Regions from separate parts of the Homo sapiens genome. Here region 2 is linked to region 1. A link is a contact called in ENCODE Hi-C or POLR2A ChIA-PET data. All regions are on one chromosome and are shown on one strand. Each heading gives the region's core, a stretch centred on a gene start or an enhancer-like site at or near the end of the contact. The rest is flanking DNA. Distances are from core to core; before and after follow the strand shown. Region 1 has its middle 94 kb from the start of CBSLR. Region 2 has its middle 40 kb from the start of HMCN1.

Region 1 (5,100 bases), core at 1,705-4,204:
TTATTTTTTATCATTTATCTCAAATTCCTTTGATGTTTCAGGCCATTCATATTCTCATCCACTCTTCTCACTTCGGTTACTTTTTGAATTACTGCGTGAGATTTCACAACCTACTCATTTTCCCTCCTCCACCGGCAGGTGTGGTAGCAGAGCAGAATTTTTCATGACAGGCTCGGTGGAATTCAGTGGAGCTTGAGTGGTGGCTCTCCTGATGGGCAGCAGCCATCTTGTGTGGTTCTTATATTCTTAGGATGTAGGCTGAGGCTATTATCTTCCCCACAGTTTACTGATGGATGCATTTGAGTGATAGAGATTAAATAGCTTTCCCAGGAATAAAACAATGAGTCAGTGATAAATGTAAGAACCAAAGGCAGAATGCTTGGCTTCTTAGCTATCCATAAATAACTTAGATGTTGGTGCATTGGCAATATTCTTCTTCTATAATAAATCTCAGATAAACATAACAAACACTCTTCTAAGCACAAATGACAACCTTGTGATGATTCTAACACGGACTCTTGGGAGTGTTCCCTTTCTCTTCCCTCTTGCCCCCTGAAGCATACTCTTTCTCAATAGGCTCAGATGTTCAGCCCAACTGCTCTTCAGTCCAAACTCCCTTCTAAGCCAAGACCCTATGACTTTCTTTCTCTTCCCTGGTAATAAAGCAAGTCTTGGGCATCAGAGTTTCCTAAAGATTACTAAGCACTTAATGTGTTCCTGTACACTTTTTGAAGGTCTCTCTTATTACCTCTAACTTCCACATGTTTAATATCAAGTGCCTGGGGCCAGTATCAAGCCCTGGAACAATATCTCTTTGTTCTCCCTGTTTAAGCTTTCAAAATCCCACAAACTATGCCTTTCAGTTAATGTGTGTCCTAGTCAGATGCCTTGTCTGTCTCCTGGTGTAATCAGTTTGGTTATATCTGGACACTGGGTAATTCTGTGTGACAAGACAGGGGTGTTGCCTAAGGACTGGACAAGGCTTTCTCTTTAGCCATCTCACATGTGGTCTGAGAGGTTCAGTGTGAAGACCTTGGTGCTGTAAAACAAAACCATGTACAACAAATGCCTAAAATCTGTGCAGTCTGATGTCATGTTGCACAATAAATGTAAACACAACACACAAATGACTCTAATTAATATCAGCCTTCTGCAGTTAAACCAATGTGTGACTGTTTCCTCATTTTGTTAGTTTTCAAATATTCCTTTCTTCCATTTTTTTAACAATTTAACTCAATTTTAATAAAATGTTTCCCAAGCATTATTTTGACCACATACCCAAATTTAAGTTGTGAACATTAACAGTGTCCATTATATAAACACACTTGAAGTTAAGGACTTAACAATTTTCTAACATTAGCCTCTTTTCTATACTGCTTTTCACATATGTGCCCATTAACAAATGGAATGTCTGTTACATGTATTGGTTTGTGAGTGTTTCTGGAAAACCACGGTGTGTGAAGACCAATTTCCATGCCGGCATTGCATGCATCCAAATATTAATAATGCACAGAGGCACAGAATTAGAGCAGTTAAGAGAGCAGATTCAAATGCTAACATGTCTCATTTCCCTTTTTATTGGTTGTTTTGCTTAGTACTTCTTAAAACAAAAATAAGAATCTAGTTTTCAAGTATTTCTTGCCACTTTTGAGTGAACACTTTCCCCTGCTGCCCAGAAGGTCATTTCTTGTCTCCCATACAAGACGCACGTGGTAACAGGGTTAAAAGCACTCTACATTTAGGAGGTCTTGGGTATTACCAGGGAGTTCCCAGTTCATTCTTTTCAAGGTCAAACTGTAAATAAATATCATCCTAAATCCAAATATATTCAAGGTTTTTCATGCTACCAGATTCTTCTAGTGCAGTGGCTCAGAGGCTGAGCTTTGGAATTTCTCTTATGGGTTGTTTGCATTCCCTCTCTGCCACTTTCTAGTTCTCTGACCTTGACTATGTGACAAAACTTGGCTCTATGACTTACTGGCTATATATCTAAGTTTTAGCTTCCCCATCTATAAAGTGGGGGTAATAATAGTACTCAGTAGGGTTACTGTGATTAAATGAGCTAAAACTGAAAAGGACTAAGTATAATCCATAATATAGTAAGTGCTCAATAAATGTTAGTGATTACTGGTAAGAATAAAATGCTAATTTCATGCTTTTCTTTATTATATGATGAGAGAAGTTGAGAAATGGCTGAATGAATTATCTGAATTGTGTGATATTTAGTTTTTTTTTCCTGCAGAGGTAACATTATGTTCTATAAATCCTCTAATGTAGTAGGTAGTATCTATTCTGAACAGGTCTCTCTGAATTAGGAGATTGGAAATGTCAGCAAATGATGTTCAAGTAGATTCAATTCTTTTTTGTGAGGGGGGTAGGGTTGGGGCAAGCATTTTCATGTGGATATAAGAGGGCTTCAAACCAAAATTTAAAATCTGGCCAACCACTGCTGTTTCCCCCAGAAGTTGTGGGAGAGAAATTTTATGAGAAATTTTATCCTCTATTCTAAATATTTTTTGAGGGGCGGGCCGGGGGGAGGGGAGATTCTTCCCAGAGGTGTTTCTTTGTTTTAGAACCAGCCATGTATGTGTTGTCTTGATACCTTGTGTATATCACCTCCCAGGCCACTTTCAAAACAGGAACCAGTGGAATTTTTGATGAACAGCTAAGTTCGGGTTATTTCTGAGAGGCATGTGGAGATAGACACGAAGCTTTCTTGATGCTGCAGGAGGAACTTAAAACAAAAGTCTTGGATGCCTCGCAGAAGGCTGTGCCCTAAGCAGAGAAAGGAAATCTTTCTTCTAAATTGCACCAATTGTTTTCAATCTTCTTTTACTTTTACCTTCCCACACACTAAGTCTATCAGTTCTGCCAGTCTGATGTCTAAAAATAGTTGCTATAGGGATATTTGCGTTTGATAAAATGCCACGGGGTCCTTGAGGCTAATTGGCAGGTTGAATTATTTCATGATCAATCCTTTAGATATTTGTTCTCAATTAAATTGACCATCTTAAAGTTTTTTTAAGGGAGCATGAGCAAATGTCAAGTTCAAAGTGCCGTATAAAAGCAAGAAGCAGATCTGAGGTGAAGAATCTGTAGGGTTAGTGTGGTCAGAGGGACACATTCATCACCTGCCTGTGGCTATGTCTACAGACAAAGAGAGGAGAATAGCAAGGTTGCTTGGGCAGAAATGAGAGCACTGAGGGAGCTGGGGTTAACCCAGGTTCACAGAGAGCCCACGGTCAGTAGTGGAGTTGGCGTGGAACCCAGCCCCACGGGCTTAACACGGTTATGTTATTTCTGTCTCCACTAAACTCCAGGAACTTACTAGAAGAACACAAGACATGCATACGTTAAGAACCAGAAAGCACAGTCAGTGGGTGTCACTGTGCTGCATGTGGGACACGGAAATGCAAAACAAGGCATTGAAGAGCATGGGAGTGGCAGGGCTCATCCCAGCCAGACAAGGAAGAAGTCAGGATTGTTCTGGCCTGTCATGCTGGCACTTGTCCTGGTGTCTTTCTTGATCCACCCTTCAGGCCCCAGGTGTCCCTATACTCTTTCCCTCCCATCCAAACCTGCTCTCAGAGAAAAGTCAGGAAGCCTTCAGTTGTTGCACAACCAAGGTGTGGCCTGGCTGGTTTCCACACAGCAGAGGTACTCTGTTCTGGGAATTTAGATGGGGAAAGATTCTTAAAAGTTTCTTCTTGCAAATATTTTCAAAATTAAGTCTTAATATTTTAAAAAGAAGCAATTAACAAGCAAACAAGAAGTCCCCAAATCCTCAAATGTTTACTCCATGAAATTTCCTCGGACCACTCCCCTGAGCTGTCAACCTTCTCTCTTTTTGTTGCCAGAGCTTTTTGTGTATACAGCTTTTGATATACATTATCATGTAATGACAGGGATATGTTCGGGACATGCATTATTAGGCAATTTTGTTGTTGTGAGAACAACATAGAGTGTCCTTACACTCTATGGTAAGGACACTCTCTGGTGGAATTTGTGTGTCTAAGCATAGAAAAGATTACAGTCTTATGGGACCACTGATGTATATGCAGTCCATTGTTGACCAAAACGTTGTGTGGCATGTGACCATACCTTTTTTCAAGTTCTCATCATATTTCATGCATTTATTCATTTATTTATTTATTTGAGATGAGTTTCACTCTTGTTGCCCAGGCTGGAGTGCAATGGCACAATCTTGGCTCACTGCAACCTCCGCCTCCTGGGTTCAAGCAATTTTCCTGACTCAGTCTCCCAAGTAGCTGGGATTACAGGCGCCCACCACCATGCCCAGCTAATTTTTGTATTTTTTTTAGTAGAGATGGGGTTTTACCATGTTGGACAGGCTGGTCCTAAACTCCTGACCTCAGGTAATCCACCTGCTTCAGCCTCCCAACTTGCTGGGATTACAGGCGTGAGCCACCATGCCCGGCGCAATTAATTATTGATAGCTCTGTCTGTTTTGAGACAGGGACTTCCCTTTATTCATGTTTGGTATATTTTTACTTGGGTAGATGCTCAATAAACTAAAAAAGGGAGAAAAGAATCTAAAACCATTAATGCTAAGGTGCAAGCCTGGCCAACAAGGTGAAACCCCCTCTCTACTAAAAATATAAAAACTTAGACAGGTGTGGTGGTGCGTGCCTTGAGATATTGCAGTTTCCCCAGATAACCTAAATCTACCACAATAGGAGGGAGTTTGAGTGAATAATGGCATATCTTTATACAAAGAATTTCTAATAAGGGAAATGCATATGTTATAGTAATAAGTAGAAACAGCTGATTGAGTTTAACATAATATGTAATAATGCATAGAAAGAAGGTCTAGAAGGAAATGAACCAAACTGTTGAAATCATGATTTCTAATTGTGAGCGTTATGAATGATTTTTATTTTCACCTCCTTAATTTTCTGTATTGTTCAAAGTTTCTAGAATGAACATGTATTCATATATAACACATAAGAAAATTTGGTTTCCCCCTCAAACAGTATCTCTCAGAAAAGGAGTTGCATTTGAGCTCTTCCAAAGTCCTTTGCACTATGGTGCGGTCGCCGACTTTTTTTGAAACACAAAGTGCTAGGTGGGTGGGGAGGA
Region 2 (5,100 bases), core at 1,344-3,843, 280 kb after region 1:
AACAAAGTATCACTCTTAAGGCTGGTTGTGCGACAATGTGCGTTTGAAATTCTCTAAATCATGTCAAAGTATGGAAGGGAACTTCAACAATTATATGATCCATCTATAGGTTTTCAGGCACATCAATATTTTGACATCTGAAAAAATGATATTTTTTTCTTTGCACAAATTTCCACTAAAGAAGGTTACAATGAATAACTAAGCTATTTCATCACAACAAAGTACAATGTACCATCATCTCTCTCTCACCTGGGCTGTAACAGTAATGCCCTAAACTGCACGGACTCTTGTTACCATTCTTGCCATTCCTTCCCCCTTTTCTTTTATACTCCCCTACACCCAGCAACCTATTTGGCACACTGAAGCCCAAGTGATCTTTTAAAAATGTGAATTAGATCATGCCAATTTTCTTCTTCAAATCCTTTGGTGGCTTCTCTTCCTTCCTGGGAAGAAGACTCATACGGTCGACAGGACACTCCGTGATCCTGACTTAGCCATCCTTCCTCCTCACTGTCACCTCCAGCATGTCTGGTCTTCTTTAATATCTTCCAATGTACCATCATGCTCCTGTCACTTCATGGCCTTTGCATAGCATCTGGGGACTTTTATCTGTGCTGCTCCAACCCCCACTGTCCCTGTGTTACTTAACCTGTATTTTTGGTCCATTGCACCTATCACTGTTTCTCTTTATTTATATATTTGTGTGCTTATTTGATTAATGTTTGTTTTCCCAACTAGACTATAAAGCCCCATGAAGTAAGGCCTTTGGGCTCTTCTACTTACCAGTATATCCCCAGTGTCACAGAAAGAGGCACATAGTAAGCTCCCAGTGAATATTTGCCTGATACAGGAATGAACTATCCGTTTTATCAGCAAACATGTCTCATGCATTAAGTTGAACCCATTTCTAATCATTAGAAGAGATGGAGAATTGCTGTTCACTTTCTTCTAGTTCTGACTTTGCTTTGGGATGCAATATACTATTACTTTGGTGAAAATGCACAGATGTCTCATTAACAATGAAATTGGGCAGTATACATTAATTTAAATATCATCAGTTTAGTTAACAACAGGTGTTGTTAATTTTATTCTTTTTTTCAGTTGATTAGTTATTCTTTGTGTTCAAATTCTGATTTGGTGGTAACTGGAAAGTGTTAACTCCACTACTTTTTCTTCTTGCTAGAAGAAAATTGCTAGAAGAAAAAGTTTAGTGTTTTTTTTTTTTTTTTTTTTTTTTGGTGTAAATAGCAGCATAGAGAAATAAAGCAGCAAGGGACAGAATAAAGAAATAAATGTTAGAATAAACTTTAAAATGGCAATAAAGAAATGGGAATCAGGGATAGGTTTCAAGAAAGAACCAGGGATCTTATGAGAGTTATTTATTTGAAAGGACAAAGATTGTTCTTTAAGCTGTATCAATCTCTTTTCATTTAATCTAAATCCAAAACAAATACAGATTGTATTTTGACTAAACTTTCTCCCATCACTAGATCTCAGAAAGTATTGCCTACATATGACCATTTTTTCTAATACTGTCTGTAATCTTAAAAATAATAATCATTTATGGGGTACCATATGCCAGACACCTACATAGAATACTTTATTTGGTTCTCAGCGACAGATATGATTATTATTTCACATTCTAGATAAGGAAACTGTGGTTCAGGGAGGTTAAGCAATTTGCCCAGACTCATGGCTTTGGACAGATCCAGATTCAAATCCCAAGTGTTGCTGATTCTAAACCCTATGCTCCTAACTCTTTTGTCTTATTTCCTCTTTAAAATGAGATCCCAACATTTGATAAAGTTTAAGATGTTTTCCCATTTTCACAGGCAAATTACTTAGAGCAGTGGTTCTCCAAATGTAGTCTTCAGATCAGCAGAATCAGCAACACCTAGGAATTTACTAGAAATGTTAATTTTCTGACCCAACACCAAATTTACTAAAATTAGAAACTGGGGGGTGAGGGTGGGATGGGTACAGCAATTTGCATTTTAAGGAGCCCTCCGTGTGATTCTGATGCATACAAAATTTGAGTACAACTACCTAGAAAAATGAAAAATTGAACAGCCCCTATTGCCATCTAAGCTAGTAACTGATCATCTGGCCCAACCATCCTACTTGCACTCCAGGAATCACTTCTGGATAATGTTTCTCACTCTCTCAGGTTCCTCTGCAAATCAGTCATGGTGATCTGAAAGCTTCCTACACATTTTTGTTTTGAGCCGGTGTTGCTATTTTTGCACAGGCTGGGCTGGGACTCCCAATCCTCCCGCCTCAGCCCCCTAGTAGCTGAAACTACAGGCCTGTGTCACTGCACCCGGTTCAAGGATAGATTTTTATTTGTTTGCTTTGTTTTTAGAGATAGGGTCTCTCAACGTCGCCCGGGCTATTTCTACAGATGTTGTTTTGGTTTAATATGGTGTCACATAAACTTACACTGGTTAAGTAAACAGGCAACATTTGAACTAAATTTAACTTCAATGTTTTGGTGGTCTGCAAAAGGATATTGTGCTTCTTGGTTAACATTTTCATGTTTCTCCACTTCTGCTTTCGTCCAGAACAGGAAGCGGAAGTTCTAAACTACTGCGAAGTCCTCTCTTGGTATTTCCGGCCTCGCTGAGACCAGAAAGCAGCGGAAGGGACAAATGTTTCTTGTTAGAGTCCCAATTTGATTTCTAAATCAAGGTGTACAGGATCAAAGGTCTCTTAAGTGCAGGTCCCAAACTTTGATCGTTATGTAAATAAGCAACTTGGAGCTCTCCTTCACGACTTGTAACACAGGCAGGTGACTGAGATGAGATCAATCAGAGCTGAGGAATGAGGGGAAATTCCCACCTAATAGCTGAAAGCAACAATACTTGAGTTTGTGCTTGCCTTCCCTTTCAATTTTCTAAGGTATAGGTGATCAAAATTCTTAATAAATTGAAGATTGAAGGCCTTAGAATCTGAGTAAGCTAAGAGGATATACAGTTTCCACAAATGAGTTCTTTCATTACAATAAAAAATAACAGAGGAACTTTAAGGCATTCGTTTGCTGCCAGGAATTTCAGCTGAGGTTGTGGGTTGGGGAAGAGGGTAGTTAATTTAATTAACTTCTGTTTTATGATCTCTTAAGATAAGTAAAGGCACCTGGAAGTAGAAGAAGCCGAGAGAAAAGATCGTACCATGTTTTCTATCTGTTATTTAGCTTAGATTTTCTGTTTCGATTGTTGTTTGTTTCTATAGGAAAGAATACTTATTGACAGTGAAAGAAAGCAAAAGAAATGGATTTTTTTAAAATAATGAAACTTCTAGATGAGCAAACCTGGAGGATAGTTTGTGAATTAAACAAATGTGTTTGGTGTATAATCAGGGAAACTGATAAAACCCACTCATCTAAAAAGAAGGTGAGAGTTTTCGGCTGTCACCAGGGTCTAACTTGGTAAGTCAGTCCCATTACCACATACCAATGAAGTAAAAAAAAAAAAGATTCATTCGGTTTAGAATCTTTAGAACCACTAGTCTGGTAGTGCTGTCAGGTTAAAGGATTAGTTGTTCAATATAAACCATATATTTGGACTAAAATAATCACATTAGCCTTTGTTAAATGTACTCATGATCAAGTGAGGTAACAATAGTGTTCTTCCTACTTTAGATTTAAAACTTGACATTTCTAATATGATCGATGTCTCCACTTTGCTGTCTGACATAGTACTGCTTAAACCTTCCTCAAATACTTGTATGCCATATATGTTTCTAATCTATATAAAATAATACTGATATATAAGCACTGTGTTTTCTTCTAGCTTAAAATAATAAGTCAATTTCTTGAGGATAGGTACAACTCTAACCTTAGATAAGAAGTTCTGGATTCTAAATTGAGCCCTGCTGTGAAAACTAATCTTTGCTTTAGATCTCCACCTTGTGGTTACATGTTTAAAATGTAAATTCTTGTGATTTTATGATCCTGGCTTATAGATTCTTTCAAAAAGAAAGGTAGAATGGATGAACATTGTCTGAAAATAACTTGAGACTTATGATTGGATATTTAGAAATTTATAATTCAGATTCAGTGCACTTCAGAATGTTTTCTCTCTGAGACCCTTGTTTACCACTTTTTGTTCAACTACCTTGAAAAATTAGTTTTGGGTTTCTTAAGGATTGAAGAGACTTTCAGAGACCATCTTTTGGGTTAGTGCTAGTACAGAAGGGGCTAATAGGAGGAACCTCATTAGTGTATCTTTAGTAAACTTGAATGAAGGGAACATATGGGTTTAGAACTTACAACTTCAGAACGCTGGGGAAATCTGTAAGAAATACTCCAACATTTACCTACCATCATGTGGTTTTTAAAAAAAGAAAAGAAGAACTACCCCAACGTGGGGTTTACCTTGGTCCAAGAAAAGAAGACAGTTTTCAACTATAACATCCTGTGACTTCATTTTCCAAGTTTCCTCATCACAATATAGAAAAGCTATATGATGTCCGCTGGGTATACAGCAGTGCTCTGTGTAGCTTAAAGAACATGTAGTTCCAGCATGAAGTTCTGCAAGAGTGGGCCTGGTGTGCTGTGTGTGAATCAACTCTAGAGCTCTTTGGATTTATATAAGTCTTGATTTACAGAATTTAGTTACAAAGCACAATAATATTTTATTATGTTCATTTGCTTATATATTATCTTTTTTTTTTTACATTCAATAGCAAATATTGGTGACTCCACCTTACAAACAGACTCAGAATCTAACAACTTGTAATTTCCTTTCATAGCAACCAGCTTTATCCTATTAGAACATGAATCAGATTACTGTTATTCCCCTGCTTAAAAACAGGGATTTTCCGTCACTCAGAGGAAAAGCTTAAGTTCTCATGGTGGCCATCAAGACCTGCTCTAACTGGCCTGTGTTACCGCTCCAACCTCAACTCCTCTACCACCCGTCCTCCTTCTGCTGCAGCTACATGGCCTTCTCAATGGTCTTGGTACAGAAAGGCCTTTGAATTACAGCTCAGTCGGCTTGGAGTACTCTCCTTCCATACACCCACATGGTGTGCTCCCTCCCTCCTTCAGGGTTAGTCAAAACTCATACTTCTTTCTGGCCACACATCTAAAATTGCAACACT

What was found. Hi-C counts contacts between places; a loop is a spot of excess contacts on that map. ChIA-PET counts read pairs that join two places held with the same protein, here RNA polymerase II (POLR2A). Pooled maps may share reads with other maps.
Region 2: a pooled map shows a loop between it and region 1 (2.0-fold over the local background). The contact joins two enhancer-like sites. A Hi-C loop is called at or near these places in 6 of 168 maps with a recorded cell type or tissue (adrenal gland, heart left ventricle and heart right ventricle) and 5 of 50 pooled maps. POLR2A ChIA-PET finds 5 or more read pairs at or near these places in 1 of 52 experiments (CD8-positive, alpha-beta memory T cell).

The regions. Positions count from the first base shown.
Region 1 is chr1:185,409,402-185,414,501 of GRCh38, forward strand. No RefSeq gene overlaps it. Among named protein-coding and RNA genes, the nearest start is that of CBSLR, 94 kb to the left of the region's middle. Within about 2 kb of position 2,955, at least 2 of the 41 ENCODE cell types and tissues checked have a DNase peak (open chromatin) inside an H3K27ac peak, as active enhancers do.
Region 2 is chr1:185,691,603-185,696,702 of GRCh38, forward strand. No RefSeq gene overlaps it. Among named protein-coding and RNA genes, the nearest start is that of HMCN1, 40 kb to the right of the region's middle. RefSeq lists an enhancer at 2,546-3,047. Within about 2 kb of position 2,594, at least 10 of the 41 ENCODE cell types and tissues checked have a DNase peak (open chromatin) inside an H3K27ac peak, as active enhancers do.